Regions from separate parts of the Mus musculus genome. Here region 2 is linked to region 1. A link is a loop called in an ENCODE intact Hi-C map of the cell type or tissue named here. Cell type or tissue: heart. All regions are shown on one strand. Links, peaks and the distances in the headings refer to the core of each region. The heading gives the core; the rest is flanking DNA.

What was found. Hi-C counts contacts between places; a loop is a spot of excess contacts. Peaks named below come from ENCODE experiments on the same cell type or tissue, not always from the same donor. Only the 100,000 strongest peaks of a DNase experiment are listed, where the experiment ranks them.
Region 2: a loop joins it to region 1, with 7 times the contacts of the local background. A loop is called at or near these places in 20 of 42 quality-filtered maps.

What each region holds. Positions count from the first base shown.
Region 1 is chr6:42,225,104-42,230,726 of GRCm38, reverse strand. No RefSeq gene overlaps it. Among named protein-coding and RNA genes, the nearest start is that of Tas2r144, 13 kb to the right of the region's middle. In heart, for the core only: a CTCF peak has its summit at 3,300 (motif pointing left); no DNase peak of the experiment used is centred there; H3K27me3 peaks cover 12 bases.
Region 2 is chr6:42,322,933-42,328,555 of GRCm38, reverse strand. Fam131b (family with sequence similarity 131, member B) reads left to right here and starts at 3,916. Exons shown (of 7, transcript NM_029528.5): 1 at 3,916-4,114. The coding sequence starts at 4,087. In heart, for the core only: a CTCF peak has its summit at 3,137 (motif pointing right); DNase peaks (open chromatin) are centred at 3,135, 3,565 and 4,405; H3K4me3 peaks cover 2,188 bases; H3K27ac peaks cover 778 bases; H3K27me3 peaks cover 1,909 bases.

The sequences.
Region 1 (5,623 bases), core at 183-5,182:
GTTTAAGCAAAGAGCTTATTTTTCTTTTCATTTTTGAGCCTGTGCTTTTTATTATTATTATTATTATTATTATTGTAATAATAAAACTTAACACTTTGGAGCCAGGAACTTTTAAAAATTAGTTCTTTGAGAGTTTGTATGTTTTGATCATATTCATCTTTCCCCCAACTTTTCCCCAGATCCATTGCCCTTTCCTTATTTAGCCAACATTTTGTCCTTTAAAAGTAAAACTTCAAGCCCAATTCATGATGCCTAAATATTCTTGGCTGTGTGGTTGTTCTTCACTTGTGATCAACTTACCAGTGGCTACAATACTTTCTTAGAGAAAACTGTCTCTCCTTCCAGCAGCTAACAATAGCCAGTAGGCCAGGGACTTTTTATAATTTATAGTAACCCAACTGGTCCTTGACAACAGTTTCATAGAAGAGTTACAACGCAAAGCTCTCATTTTAAAGTTAAAAAAAAACAGATTTAGGAAAAGGTTAGAGAGACTTTCTCCTGCAAGGTGACAGAGCAAGTTGGTGGCAGAGCCAGGACTTGAACTCAAGTGGTCCTTTGCTCTTGAAGCCAGGCTTTTAAGTTCTGTAGTATTTTATGTCCTGGGTGCTGGTGTGTGTCTCATAGGTTCACATAGTGTGTCTCATTGTTGTGGTGAATATTAACCTTGGGCCTAACTATTACCTTCTTTAATGTATAGGGTCATGTTGCACCTGATGCGCTTTTTATAATCATAAATGGTTGTACTACAGATCTGGCTTTTCCTTTTATGTCCTTCACTCCACACTGTCTACATGGCTATCAACATGCTGAGTTAATCACTTCAGACTCCTACATGCCTTACCCTGGTTATCTACCACACCTTGTTGACCCATTCTCCCCATTGGGGATATGTGGACTCATGACGTCAATGACACCAGGAGACCTTATCTGTGTCCCTTTATAAACTGGTGGCAGAACTTCTCCTGGAACCCTCCCCGGGGTGGATCTCTGAGTCAAAGGGCATGTGAGTGCTTTATTTCACCAGGTGTGTGCATCGAGAATGACAACGCAGTCTGGCACTCCAGCCAGCAGCAGCAGCAGCAGTAGCAGAATCCTCCCTTTTGACATTCTCATCAGTGTTTGCTAAATTTTTATTGTTTTGAGACATGTTAAGTGTTGTGATAGTCTCCTTATCTCTAAGACCCCCCAGTGGATTGTTGCAACAAAAAAAAAATGGCACTGAACTTTATACATACTATGTTTTTTCTACTGTAAAGTTTAGTTTGTAAAAGTGGCATAGAAGAGGTTAGCAAATATTAGTGATAAAATAAAAGTTATGTGAATGTGGTCTCTCTCTCTCAAAAATCTTATGATATACCACTCACCTATCTTCTGGTGACAGGGTAACTGAAGCTGCAGAAATTAAGCTGTGGGTTCATAAAGGTAGCTAAGTCTTATTGCTGATTTAATATTCATATTTCTGGTTATTAGTGAGCATGGTTTCCTGACCCACAGGATTACCACCACCTGTAGATTGTGTGTGTGTGTGTGTGTGTGTGTGTGTGTGTGTGGGCGCACACACATGGACATGGACATTCCCTTGTAGAGTTCAGCTAGTTGTCTCTTGTTTAAAGATATAGCCAGTGACCCTTGCTGTCACTCATTGCATACTCAATGGAAATCCAATCAGTCTTTGTCTCATGCATGGCTAGAGCTTTTGAAATGTTCTTTAATAGGTCACCTCCAACTCTTTGGCTATAACTTTAACTTCATAATAATAACTTTATTATTATTAACTTTTGAGGCAGAGTTTCTATTAATCTTGGCTGGCTTCAAACTTGTTATGTAGTTGAAGATGATCTTCCTGCCTCCACTTTACAAATCCTGGGCTTACAGGTGTGCACCTCCATACCTGGTTTTATGCAGTGCCTGTGGCTAACTTCCAGGACCTTATTCATGTTAGGCAAGCACTCTACCAACTGAGTTATATCCTCGGTTTTGTTTTATAGGCTTAAAGTCTTTATTTTTTCTATCCATGTGAATTTGTGTTTGAATTAATTAAAAGCCTGGGACCTAACTTTGTCTATCTGTGAGCTATGACTCCTGTGCAGTCCCTTTAATAATCTCAGCTTTCTCACATCATTCACACTTGTCATAAATTTCTATGAGTAAATGAATCTGCTTTTTCCATAACTTCTTATGCTTATTTTGTAACTCAGCTTGCTTCAGTGTCTGATGCAGATATCGCTTCCCTTCTTCTTTTACTTCATTTTTAAAAAATTGAAACACATTTGTCAAATCTTATATTTTAATCAGTTCCACTCCCCCAACTCCTCCAAGGTCCTCCCCACCTCCCCTCCACCCAACTCCACTCTCCTTTCTGTTTAGAAAACAAACAAAACAAACAAGTTGTAACTAAAAAAACAAAACTAAAGAAAAATAAAACAGTACACATGCACACAAACAGGCAATCACATGTGAGCACACAGGAAGAAATAAGCCATAGGAACACAGAAGCAGAAACCATAATATACAAGCAAAAGGCCAGTAAGAACAAAAAAATATATATCTACAAAAAAACATTGAGTTTATTTTGTCATGGCCGTTTATTGATGAGTGTGAGGCCTGTCCTTATGTGTGGTTTGTAAACCCAGTGAAATTCCTTTGGAAAAAAAGTTAACTTTTCCTTTGTAAGTGTTGCCATTTGGAGATAGTCTCTTAGTTGTGAATGGGAGCTGATGTCCACTTACCCTCTCAGCACCAAGGGAGGATTGGTTGATGTGAATTTCTTGTTTCACTGTAGCACTGTTTGCTCTTGCTTCCTTCATCTGTGGAATGCCTGGCCTGTGTCTGATATAATATCTGGTTTACACCATTGCTCAATCTGTATCTATAAAACGATTTGAATGGATTTATGATCGCCGTTCACAGATTAGGTGGGCAATGTGATAATGGAGGACATCTTGCCTTCTTTCAGGAGAGAAGGACAGCAAAGGCCACGAAGTAGATCCCTCAGGGACAGGTGTGGCTTTGGATACATTTTTTTCCCACAGCTCACCGGGGACTAGTCATTCCGGAGCCAGAACAGCTTCTATACGAGGCCTTGAGAGATGGCCGTACAGAAGAGCCAGGATCTGGAGTTTCCGGGGAGAATTTCAAAGGAAAACACAAAAACTTTCATAGTAAAAAGTTTACAGAAAGGAAAATAAACTCCACCAGTTTAATTCGTGTATTTGAATTATGGTTTGCTCAGTGTTGAACTTGTAACAGAAAAGGTTTGTGCTAAAGAAATGACTCGATCGCCATCTAGTGGCCACGCATCCAATCGTCACCATGTTAGAAACTGCATGGAAAAAAAAAACGGTCAACAATCAATAAAGAAGTATGCAAACAATCAGTAAATCCTGTGTAAAAACGAGGAAACCAAGTCTAGGAGGAGCTGAGTATCTTGCTAACACCACAAATATTATTATGCTGGACTGAAGAAAACGTTATCTCTGGAGATGCCCTCTGTTCCTGTTTGGAAGGAAGCTAGCTCATCTCCAAAACCCACTGAACAGATCCTGCTGGTAGTTTGAATTTTGCCATGCTGAGAGTATTTACGCAACGAAATCACCAAACTACACACTGGTTAATCTCTAAAGTTAAACTTTGATCTATAAGAGAGTACTATACTAGTGGGCATCATTTCAATGTGGAATGTGGTTTGAGGAGAGGAGTCCAGAGGAGATGTGCATAGAAATGGACAGAAGAAAGAGTTGTCTATCAAGAGAGTTTATGGAAAGGGGCATGGAGAAGACACAAGGGAGGTGGTAGGAAAGAACGAATATCCATCACAGTTTAGATTTTATGGAGCTTAGTCATGTTTCCTGTAAATACTGGAATGGTGTCCCATGGCAGGGCATGATGGCACACACTTTTAATCCCAACACTCAGAACACTGAGTCAGGAGGACCCCTGTGAGACTGAAGCCAGCCTGGTCTTATAGCAAGTTCTAGTCCAGACCAGGCTACATAGTGAGAGCCTGTCTTGCCATACCCCCTGCCTCCACTCCAAGGGATAATCAAGGCTATATTAGAGACGATGTTTATATTTTTTCAGAGGAGTGTTTTGGTGCATTTCAGCTTATACTTCAAAGACTAATTTTGGGACCCAGTTCATTTTTATAGAAAGTAGAAATTTATGTGAAGTCCAAGAACCCATAAAAATCTTTAGCTTTAGAGACACAAGAGATACTGAAATATCTGAGGTATTTGAAGTATAGTATTCTCCCTCAAAAGAAAATGTACTTGTAATTTCCCTGAAAGGCCTTCACCGATCAGTTCTGGCAAAATGTTAATGGGAGCTGTAACAAAATGTCCAAGATTAACGATTTAAGGGAGGAGATAACTATTCTGGTGTGCAGTTTCAGAAGCTTCTGTCAGAGGTCACTCCATCCCATCACTGTGGGCCTATGGTGTGACAGTGTCATGGTTGAGAGAGACGTATGGAGAAGAACTCGTTTCATTGTGGTTAGAAGAAGGGTGAGTTAGAAAGGTGGAAGAGAGTGTGGAAAAGACCAGGGTCCCAAATACCCTTCAAAGACACAACTCCGTTCACTTACGGTTGTACTTCTTCCAAGCAGGACCCTTCTGGTCTGTTCAGCTATGAACTCAGCTGTGTATTTATCCATGGATTAAGCCCTCATAATACAATAATCCCTCAATTTCAGCACTGTGTAGGAATAAAATGGTTAACACCTAAGCCTTTGGGGGACACTTCAGATCCCAAGCAGCACTTATTAAATATAATACACAGTACATGAGTACAGTATGATACACAGGCAGGAGTGCAGCATCTCTTCTACTTTTCTGTATGATTGAACATATCCAAAATCAAAATTACAAAGGAGCCAATTCATCAAGCTCTTTAAGTGATTATGTTGGCTAGGGTGTATAAAGAAAAACAAAAAACCCATCAAGAGCGATCAAGAAAAGAGTGAGTTGAGATGCAGCAGAGGGCTTTCCCCCACCCTCCTGCCAGTGGACACATCTATGGCAATCAAAAGTCTCTGGAGGATTTTCAGAAGGTGATGTGAGTGTATGTAAGTTGTGTGTGTGTTTGTGTGTGTGTGTGTGAAAGTACATATGTAGTTCAAGAGCATATGGTTATATATGTTTCCCGATAATAAAGGAATGGCCTAAAAACAAACAATGTAGCAAAGGTTGTTATTGAAAGCTGTACTTCAGTGTCTTGGGTAGTACTAGGGTGACCTGTTCTCTTGGTTCACCTAGAACGGAAGGATTTGCTGATGAATTCTCCTTGATGTTGCTGCACTGTACTGTGGGCGAGGGCCCGAATTAAGGCTGGGTGAATGAAAAATGAGGTAGACTTCCAGTGGGAAAGTAAATGGTTCTCTTTGGTCAGAGGCTGCATGAGACGGCATAGAGAGCAGTTCTAGACATATAATCTCCAATGTTTCAGTTTGGACTTTGAAGCTTACTCATTGATATGTGGGGACTGATTGTCTAGACTCCAGACTCTATAGACGTTTGCCCTACTTTCTTAGAGACACTTCAGAGACCTGAAAAGTCATCTGACTTGGTGTGTGTGTGTGTGTGTGTGTGTGTGTGTGTGTGTGTGTGTGTGCCTAAACACTTTATAT
Region 2 (5,623 bases), core at 338-5,337, 98 kb before region 1:
TGAATCTCTGCCCACCTCCTTACCTGCTCAGGGAACTAATCTTGCCTGTTCTTGGACTTTGAATGTCTCTTTCTCTCGGATTTTCTTAGCTCTTTAATTTAACCTGATGCCCAATTGAAACAAAAGACACAGATCGTTAAGCTTCAGGGCTCTGGACTCTCTGTTTGTTGAGAAACACCCAAGGTTGGGCAGTGAGGCAGGAAGGGTATGTGTACAGGGGGAACTAGTAATCCTCTGAGTTTCAGTGCTCTTTCAGCGTACTCTCAGTGAAAGGAGGCTTCAAGTATTTTTAAATGCCTGGATCCCCAATATAATAATATAATTGCCTTATTTATTTACTTATTTTTAAATAGGGTTTCGTTTTTAAATTTTTAAAATTTGTTTTATGCTCACTGGTGTTCTACCTCCATGGTAGTCTGTGTGAAAGTGTCAGATCTCCTGGAACTGAAATTACAGACAGTAAATTGTGATGTGGATGCTGGGAATTGAACTCAAGACCTTTGGAAGAGCAGCCAGTGCTCTTAAGCATTGAGCCATTTTCCCAGCCCTAGATAGGATTTCTTATAGCTCAGATAACCTTGAACTTGCCATATAGCCAAGGCTAACCTTGAATTCCTAGTCCTCTTGTCTTCACCTTCCAGTGAAATGGGATTACAGGCCTTTGCTGCCATATACAGCATCAAATATTGCGAAAGAGTGGCCATAAAGAACTCAAGAACTAGAGGATTCAAGAATTGTGTGTGGAATCATGGACACACAGCAGTTATGAACAACTAGAAAAGACTTTCAGCATCCCATCAATGATAGCAAAGGTACTACAAGGCCCTTCCTGAAGAGCTGTTGGCTGAAAATTGCTACTAGACTGGGGGGAAGGGAACATTTTCTTCAGTGGTATAACCACTGGGGATCTAGGGAGATAAAGGAGTTCACAGGGAAAGTAGTAATAGAGTAAAATGGTAGTTAAATGTAATCACAGTATATGTTCAAAAACCTCTCAAAATAAAATAATTACTATCATTGCCTTAACCAAAACAAAACCCAGGGCTTCGTGCATGCCTTGTTGCTTCTCAATAAAATCATTAAATAACAAATGTAAGAAGCAAATATAATTTTAAGTATACTTTTTAATGATTTCAAAAGAGTAGTAATGTAAAGAATATCATAGAAAAAGATCTCCAAAGACTGTTCTGTAATGCAAGCATCTGTGATTCTGACCGCTGATGAAGATACATTGGTGATGTAACACTATTGTGGTTTTCTGCTTATAGGGGTCGCTCAAGTAAAGGAAATGTTTCAGTTACCTGCTAGTGAATATTGATGTAGGTTTTTTTTTTTCCCCATACAAAGTTAATGGATTTTTTTTATTCTACCCATAGATCCTAGGACAAGAGTCTGCATAGTACACAGTACTGCCACTGACCTGTGGTTGTGTTCTTCTATCCAAGAGGTACCCCCAAGGGGCCACAGGCATGCAGTAGGAACAAGAGAAGTGATGAGATGGTTTCACCTTGGGATTCTGTCCCAAAGGGAACCAGTTAGGAAGTGCCACATGGGGGCACTCTGCCAGAGCCTTGTATTCTAAAACTTCAAATATGAGCCAATCAATATTAGGATTTTGCTGAGGGTCAAACTGTAAGTCTGTTTGAGGTAGAGTTGTGTAAAACATAAGTATTTCTCAAGAAATTCCATCAGTTACTTGGATAGAAAAAAAAACAACTGATGGAAGGCAGGAAGGATATGTATTGTTTTAAGCACAAACTAAAAACTAATCATTTTACTTTATAGCCCTGCTCTGACTTCCCATGGACTGCAGGCTGTAAGATAAGCTCTTTCCTGCCCAAGTTGCTTTCAGTCATGGTGTTTATCATAGCAGTAGATAGCAAACTAGAACTGCGGTTGTTGCTGGGAACTGAACCTAGGGCCTTGGATATTCTAGGCAAGTGCTCACCCAGGCCTTTTGTAAAATTTCCTTTTGCGATTAAGAGTCTCACAAAGTTAGCAGTGTTGTTCTTGAACTCTCTACGTAACCCAGCCATGACTGAACTCAATCTTTCTGCTCTGCCTCCCGAACAATTTATGTTAAGCAGATAACAAGTGTAAAAGCAGATGAAATTTTAAATATTTTACATATATATATATATATATATATATATATATATATATATATATATATGATCTATACTGTCAAATTGTCTTCCAGGAAGTTTGCTTTGGTTATGAAAACTGGAACTCATTAGCCTTGCCTCAAAAGATCCAGAGAATGGGACAGAATGCCCCATGTGCTGAGAAGTAACTGTCATTGCAGGGACCAGAAGGCAGCTGGGCAGATCAAATTCCCAGACCTTCTAAATTCACCTCCCAGATCTGCAGTTAGTGCCAGTTTCTGATAGAGTTTGCAAGTGGCCCTTCAAATCTGCGACTTGGATTTAATCCTTGAATTCATATGGTAATGCTATTTGGATACAAGGTCTTAGAGCAATAGTAAGGATTAGTGAAGGTCACAGAGGTTGGCACTAGAGGCTTTATGAAAGAGGCTGAAGCTAACATATTCATCCTGTCTCATCATATCATCTCCTCGAAGTGTTACAATGCATCAAAGCCCTTAGGACACTTGCAGCAGTTGCAAACACTAAGTTCTTGGCCTTTCCAGCCTCCAAACTTCCAATCTTTATAAACTTCCTGGTCTCAGGAATTTTGTTATAGTACCAAAATGAGCAAAAATATCTATCCTCTCCCATATCTTCATCTGGGATGTCATCAGACGTAATTCCTCAATCATAATCTAAATGTCACAAACTTACACGTGTAAGGCATGCCCTTTTTCTCTGCCTCAAACCCACAAGGCCTCCTGCCCCTCTTCCTCTCTAATCCCAGGAAAGAGACAAAAACCTATGGAAAACAAGCTGGCCCAGAATTAGTGTTTGCTTTTTGTTGTTACCATTGTTGTCAATGGTACCACCCAGACCCGCTTGCCCAAGGTTTGCAGTTACTGGTTCGACTAAGAGGAAATGGTCTCCTTGTCCTTCCTAGTGTGTCTTCTAGACTCTTCTTGCCAGTTGAAATAGTGCCTGCTGACTCTCCCAACTCAGATCTCCCTTTCCTTTCCCATGGGGCCCTTGGTGTAGTGCTGACCCTTCTCGGCAGGGGGCAGTATTCTCCCTTTTGCTGCTTCCGGACATCCACATAAAGCTCAGAAAAGTTAAATTCTGATTTAAAGCCATGTCTTGCGGCCGGTTTCCGATCCTGATATTTTCATTTCCCTACAGCTGCAATAGAATTATTCCCATTCTCCTCCCATCCGGACCCAAGCCTAGAGCTAGAATACTTGCACCATCCCCACACCCATCCCAAAACAGCTAGAGGACAGGGAAGCATCTCGCAGCATCCACTGGCAAAGACTTCACAATATGTTTGGGTGGGCAAAGCAACGCACGTGAAACGCCGGGCAACCAGAACAGCATCCAATCCCGATTCGTGCGTCCCAGATGCAGCATCAGGAAGAAAACAAATGTTTGCGGAATTTGGTACCCAAGGCCAAGCAGGGTGTTCTCTCATCTCCGCCCCACTTTCTCTCTCGGCCTTCTCACCCCGCAGCCCTCAAAGTCCATCAAGCATATCCTAAGGGTGGGCCCTGGCTTCCTGACCGGGCTCCTGAGACAAGCGGGTTATTATCCACATTCTCCATCAGCATCTCCCGGGAGAACTCAGCGGGGATGGCGAGGAGCTCAGGGGCGGGGGTTGCGAAGGACAGGCGGAGGGACGTGGTTGCAGCGCGGCGAGGGGCGCGGGGAGCGCGGTGCCCGGTCGGGGGCAGGGCGGGGAGGCTCTGCGCGCAGCCAATCCCCGAGCAGCCCCCTCCCCGGCCGCGGAGAGCTGAGCGGGGCGGGGGAGCCAGGCGGTGGCGGCGGCGGCAGCGGCGGCGACGGAGGCTGCCGTGGGGAGGGATGGAGAGGGGAGGGGGGAGCGGAGCCGAGCGGAGACAGCCGCGGCGCTGCAGAGCGGCTGGGGCGGCGGCGCGGTTCCCGGTGCTCCCCCCGGCGAGGGCCCCGAGTCGGTGAGGGCCGGGACCCGGCGGCCCCCGGAGCCATGGGCTGCATCGGCTCGCGGACTGTGGGTGGGTACCGCAGCCCGGCGCGGGTCAGGGGCAAGCTCGCCCCGGGGCGCTCCTCCGGCCCCCTCCCCCATCCCCATCCTTGCCCCTGGGGACCTCCCTCCGCGCCCGCCCGGCCCTGCCTCGCGCCTTTACTTTCCCTCCATCCGCTAAGGTCCCTCTATCCTTGTGCCCTCGCGCCTCCAGGGCTTCCATCCCTCTCAGCTCATAGCCTTCTCTCCATCGCCCTCCCGCAGGCGCGGTCCTTCCCTGGTAGCCTCTCCACAGCATCCTTCGCGGCTCAGTCGCTGTTCCCTACTCCCGATGGCCCCATCCCTCCACCTTCAGGCCATTCGCGTCTACTCTGCTGTAGCCAGAGCCTCCCCGAGCCCTTCTTTCGGGAGCAGCCCCTCTTCTCAGAACCTCCTCTCCAGCCTCATCCCTGACTTTCTTCCGCACGCCCCCTCCCATCTTCACCCTCTTCTCCATATGGCATGTGTGTTTTGCCCCCAACCATTTCCCTCTTGGTAGCCTTTTCCCGTCGCTCCTGCCTCCCCCCGATTTGCTTTGTTCACGTGCATTTTCCCTCTGGGGCGGGGGCGGGAAGAGCGTGTGCCACCGGGAGGGAATGGGTTCCACGCTTGGAGGGAATGGTCTTGGGCCGGGGTGCTCTGGAAGAGCCGTGGACTCAGGGAGGAGGTGGAGGTTTACCTCCCCGAGAGAGGTCGGGAGTCCGCTTCCCAGAGGGTGGGGTCCGCCTAGGAACCCTGGGACCCGCCTGCACCTGTCAGCGGGGGCAGGCGGAGCAGGGCCGGCTTTTTATTTACCTTTGGCAGGGGGAGGGAAGAAAGGCGCTTCCTTAATGGTCCTCTCCTTCCAGCCCCTGCCTTACTACCGCCCCCTACCCCCACCCTACGCATCCATTCCACTTTAGGGCTGAACACATTAGTACAGTCCTCTCCCAAACCCCCCAATTTTCCCCTTCCTAACTCCCAATTTCTCCCGCCTACACGCCCTAGTGACCTCAGGCTGAGAGAATAATTCGTATTATTATTACAAACAAACTACACTCTCCGGAAGCCTGATTTCTGAGACCCGGTTTATTTCCATGGAGACCCTCCTCTGCTTTTACCTCTTTCCCTGTTCTCCTCCCCTCCATCTCCCTGCCCCCTAAGGCTCTGACTCAGCTCCCCCTCTTCCTCAAAGGCCACCCCCTCCCTCCCCTCGCTCCCACTCTTCTCCGAGAGAGCTTGCTCTGCCTGCCCCATTACTGATAGGTCCAGATGTCTTTCTGACCTAGCCACAGGTCCTAGTCCTGTCTCTCATCGTTTCACAAGATCCCAAGAGAAGGCATAACAACTTTGGATGTGTGGCAGCCCAGCCCTACCTGTCAGTCCCTGGGACCGCCATCCCCTTTGTTTGTCGCCAGTTCTATTGCTGCATGCTGGATGCTTCTTCCTGCCCAAGACCTAGTCAGTGCACTTCTTTAAAAAAAGGGGGGGGGGGGGGACCTATGATCCTAAACCCAAAAAG